Regions from separate parts of the Homo sapiens genome. Here region 2 is linked to region 1. Evidence: chromatin loops called from intact Hi-C (ENCODE). Cell type or tissue: GM12878. All regions are shown on one strand. Region 1 overlaps SLC22A23 (solute carrier family 22 member 23). Region 2 overlaps SLC22A23 (solute carrier family 22 member 23).

Evidence for each region. Hi-C counts contacts between places; a loop is a spot of excess contacts. Peaks named below come from ENCODE experiments on the same cell type or tissue, not always from the same donor. Only the 100,000 strongest peaks of a DNase experiment are listed, where the experiment ranks them.
Region 2: a loop joins it to region 1, with 2.1 times the contacts of the local background. A loop is called at or near these places in 2 of 110 quality-filtered maps.

The regions. Positions count from the first base shown.
Region 1 is chr6:3,382,629-3,385,128 of GRCh38, reverse strand. The region is part of intron 3 of SLC22A23 (solute carrier family 22 member 23); the gene reads left to right. Among named protein-coding and RNA genes, the nearest start is that of SLC22A23, 73 kb to the left of the region's middle. In GM12878, no CTCF peak of the experiment used is centred here; a DNase peak (open chromatin) is centred at 1,438; H3K27ac peaks cover 1,300 bases.
Region 2 is chr6:3,332,022-3,334,521 of GRCh38, reverse strand. The region is part of intron 3 of SLC22A23 (solute carrier family 22 member 23); the gene reads left to right. Among named protein-coding and RNA genes, the nearest start is that of PSMG4, 74 kb to the right of the region's middle. In GM12878, no CTCF peak of the experiment used is centred here; a DNase peak (open chromatin) is centred at 1,041.

The DNA.
Region 1 (2,500 bases):
AACTGAAAGTGCACCCATTTAACAACAAATTCCCATTCTCCCTCCTCTCCCCAGCCCTTGGTAACCGCCGTTCTCCTTTCTGTCTCTATGGATTTCACTACACTAGTGCCTCATATAAATGGATTCATACAGCATTTGTTTTTCTGTGACTGGCTTATTCCACTGAGCATAATGTCCTCCATGTTCAGACATGTTGCAGCAGATATGAGAATCCCCTTCCTTTTTAAGGCGGGATCGTATTATATCGTATGGATAGGCCACATTTTGTTCACCCATTCACACTTAGGTTGCTTCCACATTCTCGCTATTGTGAATACTGCTGCTGTGAACACATGTGTGTGTTTTTGAGTTCCTGCTTTCAGTTCTTGAAGGACTATACCCAGAAGTAGAAATGCTGGATCATATGATTTGGGGGACTTTTAAAATCACTGTGTTCTTTGGAGGCTATCTGTGAGGTTCTGGCTTAACTTACCATAAGCATTAATGAATAAAAGTTTTTATTGACATTTTTAAAAATAGAAATAACAAGCAAAAAGAATGTGGTAATTATTTGGTAATTAAGGTTCAAGTTCAAACTAGGTAGTGTGATGATGAAACCAAAAGGCAGCTCTGTTCCGTGATTTATTTTCTTTGTATCATTATCTACCTCCATGTTTATTCTTGCCACCAGGAAAATGTGTTTTTTAAGTGATTTTCCCACTGATATGATTTAGAAGTATTTATAAAGTATTTACAGCATTCGTAATTTTTACTTATCTATACTTTTAAAGGATTAAGAAACATTCTTAGACAGAAATGCTTATTTAACATGAGTCTGAGATTAAAACCTATTTTTATAAAGCAGACGTATGATAGGAGATTGTTTACTTTAGAGAAGGAGCAACCACTTTGCAAAGATTCACTGTGAGATGTCTTTACAATTGCAGCCCTACAGGTGCATGAATATTTAATTCAATGTACTAAAAGTCAATTTATACAAAAATGTTTTCTCCTGCTTGTAGCAGTCTATAAGCATCTGCTATGATAATGAAGCACCTCATGCAATTTTGGCCTGGCACCGTTTTTGTTCTTCTCAAGTAATAGGGGTGTACATCATTACTGCGGACATCCGGGAGCTGGCACCGGTCTCAACCCAGCAGAAACCTGAGGGACTTTAGGGTACCAGAGGAAGCTGATGTTGCCACAGCCAGAAGAATCTTGTAAAAAGGCAGCTCTGATCATGTCACTTTACTCCATACCATAAATCCTTCAAAGGCTCTCATTGCTTTTAGAATAAAGGCTTTCTGTGGCTGGTCAGGCGCATAGTAGGACCTCAGGGGGCCCTCTCAGCCCCGTCGCCCGCCCCCACCTCACTTGCTCTGCCTGTTTTGCTGAGCTGGTATCAGTTCCTTGAAAACCTTGCAATCTGTGTCATCACTGGACTTTCGCCAGAACACTCTCCTGTGACTTTTTCTCAGGGTGAAGTTTGCTCATAAAGTCCTCAGATAAGGTTGGCGCCACTTTTTCTAGGGATTTTCTTCTGACCCCTCACATCAGAGTCAGAGGCCCCTCCTCCGTGTGCCTGTAGCACTCTCCACTGTCCTAGTCACAGAATCATAGCGCTCGTCACACTGACTCTGTGTTCAACATGGTTTGGTTTTATTTAACCACGGAGTAGATATAAAAATACTAATAAGATATATGTCAGCTATAAAGGATTCTACACCGTGCACGTTCATGTACTCACTACCCGGCTTTGGTGCCTTTCAGGCACCCTGGGTGTCCCTCCCCAGCCCCACCCTCAGAGAAAAAACCAGCCAGAATTTTGTGTTATTTGTTCCCTTTTCTTTATTATTTTACCTCATCTGTTAGTATGCATAAACAGTACATCATTTAGTTTTGCATTTTTAATAAGTCAAATCATACCGTGTGTGTTCCTCCATACGTTATCTTTCACTCAGCATTATTTCTGAGATGCCGCCTGTGTTGATCTTTATAGCTTTATCATTTGTTTGTTTCTCTGCTGTCTGAATATGCTGCTATCATTTGGGCTGTCATTGCTTTTATACATCTCTCTATTCCTTCTCTTTCCCTTACACCCCCATCTTCACCCTAACACACAATTTTAGTCTCCAAAAGGAGTTTATCTTGCTCGTTGTTATGTCTTAGGATCTGGCATAAGAAAATGTTTGTTAAATGAAGTGCATACCCTTTGGTCTGAGAGTCTGTCTGTAAACAATGAGTGAGTTTACCATTCCATCATTCCATCAGTAATCAGCAGCAATGCCCTTCTTTGGCAAGAGCTCTTTCCTCCCTACACCTTCCCTTGCTATAATACTAGACTAGGACTCAACAAACTTTTTCTGTAATGTCCCAGATGGCAAATATTTTAGGCTTTGCAGGCCATATGTTTTTTGCCACAGCTACTTAATCCTGCCACCATAACATAAAGCAGCCATAGATGATATGTAAACAAATGGGTGTTACAATAAAGCTTTATTAACAAAAGCAGGCAGTGGGC
Region 2 (2,500 bases), 51 kb after region 1:
TTTTTTTCATTGAAAAAAAAAAAAGTCACATGCCTGCTGTTGGTTAAAAAGCCAACATCTACGCTGGGCGCAGTGGCTCATGCCTGTGATCCCAGCACTTTGGGAGGCCGAGGCGGGTGAATCGCCTGAGGTCAGGAGTTCAAGACCAGCCTGGCCAACATGGTGAAACCCCATCTCTACTAAAAATACAAAAATTAGCAGGCACGATGGAAGGTGCCTGTAATCCTAGCTACTCAAGAAGCTGAGGCGGAAGAATAGCTTGAACCCAGTAAGTGGAGGTTGCAATGAGCCAAGATTGTGCCATTGCACTCCAGCCTGGACAACAAGAGTGAAACTCCATCTCAAAAATAAAAAAATAAAAACAGCCAACATCCAGTTACCCCAAGGCCAGTAGGCCAATAGGTGTTATAAACTCTAAAGCAGCTTAGCTTTGTTTTATTTTTAATATGCTAATGCTACAATGGAAAAATTAATTATAGGATCTCAGGGCTGAGATGTATAAAACTCTTCAGTGTTCAGAACACTGCTTTTCAAAGGGTGTTCCCTGAAGCAGCAGCATCACCATTCCCAACCTCATCCGCTTATGAGGAGGATTCAGTGGCTAATATTTGCAAAGTATACTGCAGTGGTTCTTCAGCTGGAGCCAGCATCAGAATTACTGCACAGCTTGTTGACACAGATTGCTGTTCCCAGCCTCAGTTTCTGATACAGTAGGACTGAGAAGGGCCCCGACTCTGTGTTTCTGAGGTGGTGGCCCCAGGTGAGGCTGCTGCTGCAGGTCTGGGGCCACACTTGCAAACCACTGTCGGGGAGGCACTCTCCTCTGTGTGGTCGCAACATGGGGAAGCAAGAGGGCAGGGATTACTATTTTATATAGCATGGTCAGGGCAAAGCTTCTGGGCAAGATGGCTCTTAGAGACCTGAGAAAAGGAGGAGGGAGATATGCAACTCCCTGGGGAGGACAGACGGGGAGTGCACAGCCCAGAAGGGGGGTGTGCTTGCTGGGTTAGAGGAGCAGCAGGGAGGCCAGTGTGGCTGAAGTGGAGCGATGGGGCGGGGAGGGGCAGGTGATGTGGTCTGAGGGATGCGGGAGGGGTGGAAATCACATGGGTCACTGTGAAAGACTTTGCTTTCACTCTGAGTGGAACAGGAGCCCTTGGAGGGGCACGTGTGGTGTGAAATTAGCTATCACCCAGAGTGATTGTGATTTTATGATGCTGCCTCTTCTGAACTGACCGTATTTCAGGGCAAAGAGCTGGCCCTTGTTGCTGAATACAAGTTCTTCCTTCCAAAGTAATTCAAGGTGAAAACAGTATACAGTGAAGGATGGAATTAGAAAATCAGATCACCATTTTGCACTCCCTACAAAACCTTTAGGGAAAATGTTGGTGAACAACTCTAGGATGGGAGGCTGAGGCGCCGCCGCTTTGCTCCATGGGTCAGTGGTAGCGTCATTCCCAGTAGGTGACCTCCTGCGGGGCAGCACCGTGACGCACAGGCACCAGCTGCGATACGCTCTTCCAAAAACCTGAACCTGGGTCTCACCAGACATTAGGTGGAGCTTCCAGTTTAGAGATTAAACCAGGGCATGAAGGAACATGTGAACGACATCACGGGACAGTCACATAAAACCAGCGGTTTCTTCAAGTTCCATGGGGAAAGAGGGTCGGGGGAAGTCTGCTCTAGACTGAAGGAGAATTAAGATATGTAATATGTGGATCTTGTTTGGATCCTGATTTAAAAAAAAAACTATAAAGAGACTTTTTTGAAGTAATTGAGTAGGTTGGACACAGACTAGATATTGAATAATATTAAAGAATTATTGTTAATTTTGTTAGATGTGAAAATGTCTTTTTTAGGAGAGACATATTTGTATTTAAAAGTAGAATGACATGATTTCAGGAATCTGATTTAAAATATTACAGAGAAGAGAGGGAAAGAGGCAGAAGAACCAAAAGGGCAACATATCCAAAATATTCATGACATGATTCTCTCTTCTTTGTGAATATATGAACATTCAAAAGAAAAGTGTTTTTAAATCCAGATGCAAGAGAAGATGGGAAAATGAGAGAAGAAGAGAAAAGAAGACTTACTTGGAAAGACTAAGTTGCTAATAATTCTTCTCTATTTAGAAGTATTATGCCAAAGAGTAAAATATATTTACTATTACTAGATGTCACACAGTAGTGATGCTGTGAACTGGTATTGAGATCTATTCTGTTTACCATACGCCCAGCCCCTGATTCCCTGATTGCTTGCCAAGCTCATAAAATAATGACAATTGATGATGACACTGATGATGAGAAATAAAAGTCAGATCATCTTCCCTGCCCTCCGACAGCTGGGGAACTGAGAGCATGCTGTTATGGGACAGAGCTTGAAGTAATTTAGGGCTCGGCTGTTTGGCCACATGCCTCGGAGGTTTCAAATCTGAAGGCCTGTGAGGCTCCATTTGCTCAAAAGCGTGATATAATTCTACAAACATGGTCACTCACTGCGT